3 separate regions of the Homo sapiens genome follow, and regions 1 and 2 are each linked to region 3. Evidence: chromatin loops called from intact Hi-C (ENCODE). Cell type or tissue: PC-3. All regions are shown on one strand. Region 1 has its middle 41 kb from the start of SMIM2-AS1. Region 2 has its middle 28 kb from the start of NRAD1. Region 3 has its middle 36 kb from the start of MIR8079.

Evidence for each region. Peaks named below come from ENCODE experiments on the same cell type or tissue, not always from the same donor. Only the 100,000 strongest peaks of a DNase experiment are listed, where the experiment ranks them.
Region 1: it touches region 3 in a loop (4-fold over the local background); 15 of 110 quality-filtered maps call a loop at or near these places.
Region 2: a loop joins it to region 3, with 6 times the contacts of the local background. A loop is called at or near these places in 17 of 110 quality-filtered maps.

The regions. Positions count from the first base shown.
Region 1 is chr13:44,067,298-44,071,297 of GRCh38, reverse strand. No RefSeq gene overlaps it. Among named protein-coding and RNA genes, the nearest start is that of SMIM2-AS1, 41 kb to the left of the region's middle. In PC-3, no CTCF peak of the experiment used is centred here; DNase peaks (open chromatin) are centred at 2,317 and 2,967; H3K4me3 peaks cover 464 bases; H3K27ac peaks cover 2,095 bases.
Region 2 is chr13:44,048,262-44,052,261 of GRCh38, reverse strand. No RefSeq gene overlaps it. Among named protein-coding and RNA genes, the nearest start is that of NRAD1, 28 kb to the right of the region's middle. In PC-3, CTCF peaks have their summits at 1,625 (motif pointing left) and 3,756; no DNase peak of the experiment used is centred here; H3K27ac peaks cover 1,408 bases.
Region 3 is chr13:44,230,644-44,234,643 of GRCh38, reverse strand. No RefSeq gene overlaps it. Among named protein-coding and RNA genes, the nearest start is that of MIR8079, 36 kb to the right of the region's middle. RefSeq lists an enhancer at 1,858-3,057. In PC-3, no CTCF peak of the experiment used is centred here; DNase peaks (open chromatin) are centred at 2,483 and 3,633; H3K27ac peaks cover 2,908 bases.

The DNA.
Region 1 (4,000 bases), 160 kb after region 3:
TATTTATCTTTTCCCTCTTGCTGTTTTTAAGATTTTCTTTTTATCATTGATGTTCTGAAATTTAATTATGATGTGCCTTTGTGTGGCGTTCTTAAAATGTTTATTCTGCTTCTTCTATTATCATACCGTTTTTATTAACCATCATTCCTTTTCTTCTCATTTCTTACATTTTTTTGGAGTAATCAAGTATTTTCTATTATTTTCTTTTATTAGCATATTAATTATAATTTTAGTGATTAATTTAGATATTATAGTATACACACTAGACTTATTATGGCCCATAATAAATTAATATTTTTAACACCTCCCAGACAATGAAAGGACTTTGGATATTTTAACACAATTTTTTACTTACTGCCTTTTGTGCTATTTTTGCCATATATTTTAAACCCTATAACATATAAATATAATGTTTATTTATAATAATATAAATATATTTATATTGTTACCTTATTGTTCATGCAGTCAATATATTTACTGACATGTTTACCCTTTCTTGTGCTCTTTCCACCTTTGTGCATTTCTGTGAGTCCATTTAAAATAATTCTTCAACTTCCTGAATAATTATTTTAAATATTTATTATTGTATATTTGTGCTAATTTTTTGTTAATATGCAAACATTTTTTCCCCCTTGATTTTTGAAGAATATTTTCACTCAGTATAGAATTCTATGTTGGCAGTTATTTCAGTAGTTTACAGATCCTATCCCATTGTCTTCTGACTGCCATTATTAATGTTGAGCATCAGTCAATTTATCATTGTTACTTTTAAAGTAATAAGTCTTTTTCTTTTAGCTGCTTTTAAATTGCTTTGTTTGGCTGGGTGTGGTGGCTCATGCCTGTAATCCCAGCACTTTGGGAGGCTGAGGTGGGTGGATCTCCTGACATCAGGAGTTTGAGACCAACCTGGGCAACATGGTGAAATCCCATCTCTACTAAAAATACAAAAATTAGCTGGGCATGGTGGTGGGTGCCTGTAATCCCAGCTACTTGGGAGGCTGAGGCAGGAGAATCACCTGAACCCGGGAGATGGAGGGTGCAGTTAGCCGAGATCACACCATTGCACTCCAGCCTGGGTGACAAGAGCAAAACTTTGTCTCAAAAATAATAATAATAAAAAATAAATAAATAAATTGCTTTGCTTTTAGCTTCCAGCAGTTTGAATACCTTGTGACTGGAGTAGTTTTCTTTGTATTTAACCTTTGTTGAGTTTCTTAGAGCTTTTTGAATGTGTGGGCTGATATGTTTCATTGGACTTTGGAAATTCTCAGTTGTTATCTCTTCAAATATTGCTCCTGTCCCATTTTCTTGCTCCTTTACTTCTAGAAATCCAATCACAAATGTTAGCTCTTTCTTATTTTATATACCCTTACACTCTTGTCATCAATTGTCTCAAAAATACTGATGACAGTAGAGTTGAAATCTCTTTCTGATAACTCCAATATCTGAGATACCTGTGGATCCATTTCTACTATTTGCTCTTTATCTCTTGATATTCAATTGTTTGGTCCTATGTCCAGGCATGCTCAGTTATTTTCAATTGAATAATTCCTATTACCTACGAAAAACTCTAGTGGCTCTGGTGATATATCTTCTTGCACAAAAGATTTATTTTTCTTCTTGGAAGTAATTAGAGTAGAAGTATGTAACCTTGGTTCAAAGGGGAATTGGGAGAAATTGAGGCTGAGTTTCTGGTTTTGTGAGGACTTGTCTACTTCCAGTCTGCCTTTACTCTCAGTGTGCAGTTCTTTATGGGTCTCAACTCAATAGCAGAATGTTTACCACTGCCTCTCATCTTTGGTTGGGCTTTGAACTCCAATTTTTATCTCCTAGCACCGTGACATGAACAAAACTTTGCTAGGCTTTTTAATCTTTCTGTGCATCTTTCTGTTTGCCTTCTAACCCTGCACAGTTTAGCAATAGCGCAACGTCTCAAGAGGAGGAGCAACAGATAACATTAATTTGTTTCATTGCATTTCCTTTCTTTCCAGGATATTTATCTCCTAACTCCTTTCTCCCTTGATTATTGTCTAATGCCTTCAAACCGCTGCATTTTACTATTTGTCCAGGTTTCATCGATGTTAATAAAGGAAGAGCTGATTTGATATAAGCTACTCTCTCATTCTTAAAAATGTGGATTAACTGTGCTTTTAAATTTCTTTTAATTCTACATATAATTTTGATTAAAATTTTATTTAAACATCAAAAGATTTTATATTTCTTCCATGTCAAATAACAATCTGAAGTTAGGATGCCTATTACTTGGCAACCACATTTTTAATAGATGACTACAACGTAGTCACTCTAGAAACCAAGCGGTAGGAGGAAAGAAACAAACCAAGAGATCATATTACCAGGAAGTTGTTAGTTGAAACCAAAGGGAAAGGTACTGGAAAAAAAAGCTCTTCCATGTTGGCGTGGGTGTCTGTAGGAGAAAGAGAACCATTAACAACTCATCTATTTTTAGAAAATATCTTTTTCTTTCTAAAAATATGACTGTTTATCAAGTAGCACTACGATCAGTGTAATTTTGTAAAATGAGATGTTGATTGAAAATCAGGTGATAATAATCATTCTGTGTCTGCTGAGGTTTTGAAAATAAAGTGGCAGAACTGAGTAGCCCCTTTTCCTCAACTATTGAAAAATCAGCGGTGGATCAGTCATGGTGAGAATCAGTACCGCATGGTAGCATTCACAGAAAAGTGATAATCTGTGCCAAATTTATACTAAGGGTAGTTATGTAAATGAGTGAATGACGGAAGAAATTAACAAACACAACCTCTGGGGTCTTAATTGGGTTGTCAACCTACAGCAAACTATTAACTTGTGCTCCCACAACAAAAATGTAAAACCACCAGGGAGTGGTGCTGCAGTTCACAAAGCAGGTGATACCAGAAAGTGCATGGAAGAAATCCTGCGAGACAGTCAAGGAATGAGAAGGAATCTTGGCATCGTTGTGTCTGGAGTTCTGTTTCCCAGATTTTGTCACTTCTTAGCTATGTGTTCTTAGTCATACAGCCTAAGTCTTTCCTTCTTCACTTGTAAAATAAGAATAATAATAATACCTACCTTGTGAAGCTGTTGCACAGATGAGCAATTTCCTAGCAAAATGGCAGGCATGAATAAATTCTTAATAAGTAATTGGTATTTCTGTCACTTCCTCCTCAAAACCTCCAGAATAATAATACATATTTGGTTATTTATTGATGTGTAATAATTTACGTGGAGGACAATTGGCGTCATTTTTTTCAGAATGAACTTTCAATTTTTATATTAGAAGAGTCATGTGAAACCAGAAAAGAGTGCGATAATGATTTCATTAAAATAACTCATAATAATTATACCAAGAGCTGTTAGAAATTTCTCATGAGGAAATGAAACAATTAAAAACTACGAGGTTGAGAAAGAAGGAAATCAAACTGGGTAGTCTTTGTAATTATGATTTGTATTCCATTTATCATTTGAATACAACGAGACTTCATTGTAGCCTTGGTCCTTTGTCATCAGTGCTTAGAAGCACAAAAATTAATTGTGGCACAATGACCTTGACACTGATCAGCATGCTATTTCTTGTACCACAATTTTAATGGTTATTCAGAAATAAGAGCCTTTTACTTTATTGAGCCTACCTCATCCTCTTCTTCATGTCCTCAACTTAGCTCCTTACTGGTTTAGAATCCACAGCCCACAATTAAAATCATTCAGTCTCCCTCTTTTTTTTTTTTTTTTTTTTTTTTGAGACGGAATCTCGCTCTGTCGCCCAGGCCTGGAGTGCAGTGGCGCGATCTTGACTCACTGCAAGCGCCGCCTCCCGGGTTCACGCCATTCTCCTGCCTCAGCCTCCCGAGTAGCTGGGACTACAGGCGCCCGCCACCACACCCGGCTAATTTTTTGTTTTTAGTAGAGATGGGGTTTCACCGTATTAGTCAGGATGGTCTCGATCTCCTGGCCTCGTGATCCTCCCACCTCGGCCTCCCAAAGTGCTGGGATTACAGGCGCG
Region 2 (4,000 bases), 180 kb after region 3:
TGGTTCATTTATGAGACTACATTTTCCTAGCTGCATACGCTATTTCCATTGTATGACTCACACAGACAATTTACTACATTTAAAATTGTGTCAAATTCTTTCTGAAAAGCTTGGGTCAAATACACATACTATGTATACAGTTGGAAATTCTTCCTCATAGATCCAGCTCATGGTATGGATGTTGTATTTGTGTCCTCGTAGCCATGGCAACTAGAAAAGGGTTAAGCCAGGGCCTCAGAAAACCCAGAGGCTGTGCAGTAAAATATCATATGTGTGTATATACTTCCTAAAATATACTACTCAAATATGGATTAAGAAATCTTAAAACCACTGTCTTAAAATTAATTTTTCATTCCTAGTATGCATGTTATTGCCTAAAAAGGATACTCTCAAAACAATCTCTTTCACCTCACTCCTTTTCTCTCTAAATTGTCATCTAATGACCATTTATCTCAAAAGACAGACTATGTAAATCCATGAGAAGTGCTTTGGTTTTTAGATATGGATGAGAGAAATACCAATGAGAATATGAATGAAGTTGTTTTCTGGCTGAAACAAACTGTCTTTTTTAGATCTCTCTTTTAAATCCATTTATATGAGAGTAATAAAACATTCTTCTCCATTTATTTAAGAACTTACTAAATAAACTTGGGCAACCCTGAACAATGCCAAGATGTTAAACATTCACCAGCTCTAAGAATTCAGACTCTTCTTTGTGTTGGCTGATGGCCCTCAGGTCCCTGACTACCCCTTTTAATTTTCTTACACACTTTACCCTGTGAGATAAATTTTAAGAGTTTATCCTCAAAATAACACTGGATAGGAGTACAGAATGCAATTCTGTTTTTTTTGTTTGTTTGTTTTCTGAGACAGAGGCTCACCCTGTCACCTAGGTTGGTGTGCAGTGGCGCGATCTCAGCTCACTGCAACCTCTGCCTCCCAGGTTCAAATGATTCTCCTGCCTCAGCCTCCCAGGTAGCCAGGATTACAGGCACTGGCCACCATGCCCAGCTAATTTTTGTATTTTTAGTGGAGATGAGGTTTCACCACATTGGCCAAGTTGGTCTTGAACTCCTGACCTCGTGATCCGCCTGCCTTGGCCTCCCAAAGTGCTGGGATTACAGGCGTGAGCCACTGTGTCTGGCAGGGAATGCAATTCTTATAAGGCCCAGAGCCATTGCAGCATTGGATAAAACACCATCTTTTATATCCATACATCTTTCTTATTTACATTTCCAGGTGCAAAAGGAGGATGGGTAAAAAAACTTTCACTAAGTGGTTCTCTGTCCCACTGCCCATTTCGTAAGGATATCAGAGAAAGTATTAATACATCCCCTGGTCTAAAATGCCTGGCTTAACTTTTAACCTTTGACACAGTATCAAAGTTTTCCACACCCTTTATTTATTTCAAGATATTTCTCTGTAGGAAATATATTTTATAATGAAATAATAAATAATAAATCATAAATGGCTTTATGATTTTATAATAAACATAAATTTATGGGAATATATTTAAATGTTCACTTCCAACCTTTGATACCATCTCATATTTAATATCTAAGAATCAAAAAAAATTTCAGGGTCAATATCCTGGCCCTTCTTCTGCCATCTGGTGGAGAAATAGAGAAGCAGTGAAATTGATGCATCAGGAGTTTCTTCAGAGTCCTTAAATGCATCAGTCAGCGAATGCTTGTGGGGTATTATTATTATTTATTATTATTATTCATCAAACAGTACTCATCAAGACACTTGGCATCATTAAACGTCATGCTCTGCAAAGTAGCCACATTCAGTCTCTGTCCCCAGAAGAACTATGAGGCATTACATGATTGAAAGCTCCCGGACGATTTAGTTATTTTCAAGCAATCAGTTCAACACACAGTGTAAGGAAAGGACTCCTTAAGACTATGAGGTTGGCATTTAGGTCATTTTAGCAGTAATTTGCTTTATAATGATATTCTGACCCCAAGATGCTATGCTTTTCTAAGCACTTCTAAAGAGAAAGAAAGAAGGGAAGGAGAAAGAGATGGATGCAACTCTCTAATGCCTTACAAATCCCCAAAATGACATTTTAGGTTCATTTTTAAGGCCATTTAAGAGTGTCAGAAAGACTCTTTATGAGCAAAAATAACATCTCCATGAGGTATCTGCACTTTAATCAAATTTATTATAGTTTACAGAGTATGGAGAGAAGAGATGTAATAACAAACATCCTAACTGCCACAGATTTGAGGCAAGTGACAGCCTCCTCAAATTAACTTCAACAAAATGATGTTCCAAGCCTGTTGAATTGCCCCATACATAGCCACATCTGAATTCCCATCTTCTTGCCAAAATCCATAGAAAAGGGGCAGCCATAAATCATGTAGGAAATACATTGATTGCTATTAAATATCCTGTATATTTCATGGAAATGTGGCTCTTTATGCTGATGGATTCTGGCTGAAGGCACTCAAGACCAAAGGACCATGCTGTTTTGTATTGAAAGTGGCTATTGGCTTGGTCCATTGCCACCTGCTCTTTGGTTTTAAAAGGGCATTGAAATCTAAGGAAGGCCCTTCACAGTGTTCCAGAATCACTACCCGTGACATAAATAGAGAAAAAAGCAGTGCTGATGTAACCAATGCTTTCTTAACTCGATGGGGCTCTCAAAGGGGTTATGGAGCATAGTGAACTCCCACCCTGACTTCCTGCTTCCTCCACTCAGCACCCTCTTGGCCCAAATAACCCTTTGGCTTAAAGAGGGGAGGAAGGCTCCATCTTGAACATTGCCCATTATAAATAATCAATGTGCATATTTTGGATATGCACTGGATATGTGATGCTTTTCTAAACAAGATGAGAATTTATGTACCCCCAAAATAGACACATAAATTACATCCTTTAAAAATACATCCTCTAAGGTTTTTGTTTTCTTTCTTTTTTTTTTCTGTAGCTGCTTCTTTATTTCAACTTCCCCACACACATCCTTGACTGCTGTGGCAATGTGAAAGAAAGGTCAATGCAATTTCACAATTGATTCCTACAAATTCTTTCCCTACCAGAGTGTCCACCAGGGAGATCATGTAACATCTGCCCGTAAGTGGTGGGTTTGGGGGCCATGGAAGAGTAACTGGTGATCACCTGGAGCCTGTATGGGTTTCTTAATATTAGGTTATGTCAGTCTAAACTCATTTCTTTCATTGAAATTGGTACTGTAGTATAAATGCAGTGTATCTAGATGATAGCAAAATTTCCTGAAAGATGAAGGAGAAAAAAATGAACTGAACCCAAATGTGCTGGATTTGGGATAGATAGATAGATACCAAAAGAGGGACATTTCCAGTAGAAAGCTAAACCATTCTGTTCTTTTTTCACATTTTAATTAATAACTTGAAAGAAATATAAAAGGCATGCCTTTAGAAATTTGCCCAATAAACATTCAACTGAGGATGCTCTTGATGACAGTCCATGTGCTGGGAGCACAGGCAACGCAGAAAGCCTGACCTTTGGGAGGCTACAGGCTCTTTAATTATGCCAATGCTAGAAAGCAGGAAGAACTAAAGATTGGACAACAGAATCACAAGCAAAAGCCAGGCAGGCATTTTTTAGGCTAAATTTCTCAGAGATGTATGTGGTATTCTAAATTCAAGATCAAAAAATGTAAGAATCCAGCAACAGAAGAAGAATCCTCTTCCAGAATAGGAAGCTATGGTGTTAGCAACTGTTTCATGAAAAAAAACTTAATGGTTTGAGATGACCGATAGAGGGTGACAATGTGACATAGCTCCCCAAAAGACCAGTGCAATCTTGGACTGCATAATATAGATATATGAAACCAGAGCAAATTGGCAACCACTCCTTTATATTTTGTGATGTTTCTAGTGATCTCAGAGTGTCGTATTCTCCAGTGGACACTGCACATTAGTCGGGTCACAGACAAACTAATGCCTTCCCAAAAGATCTACTAAGATGATGATGGACTAGACACTAGAAGCTACTCACCAGCAAATGTTTATTG
Region 3 (4,000 bases):
AAGGAAGAGGAGGATGATGATCGCTGACATAAAAAATGCTTACTATATAGGTGGCAGGCATTGTGCTAACTGGATTAAATATTATTTTTTAACAACCCTATGAGACTATTCTCATTGTACTGAGAGAAAACGGATTTGGGGCCAGCAATGGTGAGAGAAAATGGTGATGATTCTTAAACTCTGAACTTCAAGCATTAAGAATTGGCTGCAATAGAAAACTGGTCCTAGATGGTCCCAAGTGGCCCATCATGAGCCAGATACTAGTGGGGGATATAGGGAGGACCAGAGGCCACAGAGAACCACGTGATGAATGTAGAAGAAAGAGGGTTTTAAAAGGGCCAGGGCAGAGGTGTTCCTGTAGGATTAGGCACACATAGACCAAGCTCTCCTGAGATCCCTCACTGAGAAGGAATTGGAAAGAACACCAGAATCATGTACTCCCTAGTTCGATGTGGATATTAATTGTAACTGATTATGTGTATACATTTATGCTGAAGTTAACTGTGAGTAAATTGGTTGTATGTCATTCCTTGGTGTGTATTTTGCCTTTCCTATTCTTTTTTGTTCCATTATAAACTCGGGTTGCTAGAACCTCATACGATCCTGTGAGAGGTGGGAGTTAGCTGGTCACTCAGTCTTCTCCTCTTTCCTGGGAGGTGGTGGTTTAATCATATCCATTTGTAAAAGGGGAAATGGTGGCTCAGAGGTCCTCAGTAATTTCTACAGCTAGATAATTCATGGGTGCAGAGTTCAGATCTGGGGTTCAGACCCCTACAGTGTGTGTGGCAGGGAGTCTAGGCAAACAGCAACTCTCACCCGCAAGCACCCAACAAGGTTTGTCCTTGTTTTCAGTGGGCCTCCTACTTCCCTGAAAGGTCTAATCTCAGCAACACAGTCTCATTTAGCTTATTGTTTTGGCTATTTATGTGCAATAACTGTGAAAAGCAAGAAGATGGGTTGCAATTTCCTTACCTACTTGTTATGTTCAAATCAGCTCTTTGAAAGCAGAGTCAAGATACAATAATAGTAATAATAACAATAATCATTTATAGTTAAAGCATGGAATCGAATGGTGCTTCCATAGCATCCATGTGTGTCAGGTGCTCTTTTAAGCAAGTTACATTCATTCAGTTTGTCCCACATCTTCATAAAACAAGGGGTGAATTGTATGAGGAAAAGGATGCTAGAATTTCAATTTTGTCTTGCTCCATTCCATCTCTGAACTTCTCAAAATGAATTTTAGCAAGGCCTGACCTATATAGAAATCTGTTTCTTATACATGGCTCCAAAAATGGTCCTACTCTGAAGTCTGCATTTTTGGCAATGGGAGGTGCCAGACAAGAAGTGAGGGTCTGAGGCCCACCCTGGACTCCTCCAGGCCTAGTCATCCTGGTGTGTTTCTCAGAATCTATGGTTCCTTCTCTCCTCCCTCCTCTTTTGCTTTCTTCCTGCCACAAAATCTCTTTTTTTCATCGTGAAGAGCCACATGCCAATTACTTTATACAGCAACACCCCATCCTCCTCTAGCTCTCCAGGGTCCAGGCTCTTGGGGCCCTCATACATGTTCCCACACCCTGGAAGGGTAGAGACCCCTCCGCCTCCTGGTGCCAGCAGAAGGGTGGGAGACCTACGTGCAGTCAAGTGGAGAATTTGTCTCCCAGGGCCCAAAGAGACATTCAACACCAAGCTCTGTGCGGCAATTCCCCTCATAAATCTCAGCTCTAACTACAAATTATTTACACTATCCAGTTTCACTTCCTTCTTCTCTCCCATCGGATTCAAAGGATTTTAGACTTCAGAAAAACATTGAGTCTGAATTAAACATCGGCATGAACTTGATCAACTTTAAGTCTCTCATTTCACATCAGAAGCCAGGAGTTGGGAGTGGCGGGGGCAGGGATCAGAAGATATCTACAGACAAAAAGACATTTATAAAGCAATATAGTATTAAAGATGGAAAAGCCCACATGAAAAACGCAGAGGCCAGCCCACCTCCCTGTGACACTATTGCCCTTAATCATGGTACTGGGATGGTATATCTCCAGAAGTTTGAAACAGGAAACAAATAATATTTCAAAGTTTCCAGCAAGAAAGTAATGACAGCTTTGGAGAGCAGCTGCAGCCACTTTCTTCCATTAAGCCTTTGTCCCTCCCCTTGGCCTTGGCAGTGGGTCTAGGGCGCCATGCGATCCCTACAGCTTTCATTACACCCAGTTCAAGAACCTGCTTGCAAGCGTCTCCTTGCCCAGCACACAAACAAACTTTAAATGATAAAGGAAAACACTGGCAGCATGTTCCTGTGTTCTGAGGCAGGCCTGGGGCGGGGCTTTCCCAGAGTTTGTTGTGAGAGACAACCTGCTCTCCCACCAGGTGGAGAGGAGCCTGGACCAAGGTTGAAAAGCCATGAGTCAGGCCTAGAGAATTTCAGTTGCAACACCCTCTTGTAAGAGGCTGTTTAGTCATAGCTGTTGCTTTCAATGAAAAGGTCACCCACTCCATAGTGAATGGTTATTTGCTGGCTGCTTCTCACACTGTTGCAATTGTGATCCTTTTGCATCTTTGATTGTCTTTCATCGGAAAACTATGACATGCTTCATTTTGTTTCCCAGGGTGGTAGCCACAGTCGGCGGTCAGTTGGCGAGCTGGCTACATTCGATGGTATGCAAACAACTCGGTGGCAGCTTAAAGGGTGGGGTAGGCAGTGTGGCCCTCAATGTGCAGTTCGAGTTTCCCAAGTTGAAGGCTCACAGAGTGATTGGAAACCAGGAGAAAAATTACTGTGGTCTGAGCAGGGAAGGAAGAAAGGTCCTGGACACTCGGCTTCTAGAGAGATCCACGTGCGCCATGCCGCAACTGCATTCAGTGTCTTCCAGCTTCCAACTTGTTGTCAGCCTTCAGAGTGACTGACCCGGGGAGATCAGCTGGGAGCCCCCTTACGACCTGTCAGCATGCGCCCCGAGAAGACACCTTGGTCAAGCGTCTCTCAGCCTGGTCACACTTGCTGGCTTTTTTCATTATGGTCATGGCTAAGAGGGAAGAGGAGAGTTGCCAAATTTGACCTATACTTCGACATTATAATTTAGCCCATTCATTTTCCTCTTGAGGATAAATGTTAAAAGTCCAATTTATGGGAGGCCAAGGCGAGCGGTTCATGAGATCCAGAGATCGAGACCATCCTGGCTAACACAGTGAAACCCAGTCTCTACTAAAAATATAAAAAATTAGCCGGGCGTGGTGGTGGGCGCCTGTAGTTCCAGCTACTTGGGAGGCTGAGGCAGGAGAATGGCATGAACCAGGGAGGCAGAGCTTGCAGTGAGCCAAGATCTTGTCACGGCACTCCAGCCTGGGCTGCAGAGCGAGACTCTGTCTCAAACAAACAAACAAACAAAAAGTCCAATTTGTTGGAGAATTTTTTAGGAGGGATGAAGGGAATGGGGGATTGGAAGATAGGAAGTCAAATGCGCTCTAATCTTTTCTTGCTTTTTTCTATGCTTTTTCTATGTGGGACTTGTTGAATGTTTATTGCAAGCTCTTTAATGACCAGAAGCACATCATTTGTATCTATATTCAGGAGCCAGCCCGGTCTCCTGGGGCATGCGGCTGATCAACTGTGGGGACCTCGCTTAAGAAAAGTAAATATTTATTCAGAATAAGGAAAGAAACCAAAATAAATTACAGATTTTAAAATGCTGACAAATACCACAAACATCACAAAAATCTGGAAACATAGCATACTGTTTTTATTAACTTCCTGACATACCTCTGTATGACATGCTTCCATTGTTCTCTTCACACCGTTTTGGCTACACACTCTTTAATGGCCTCTTCATAGGACGACAATTTTAAAGAAGAAATGATAGAAAGATAATGCAGTCTTCTCTGATCAGCCCGTCTAACATGGCTGATCCAAAGAAATTCTTTTACATTTTAAATTCAATACATAAACATGTGACTGACATAAGGCCAATCTGCTATCGCTAGTGCCACTATATTTTTGTGC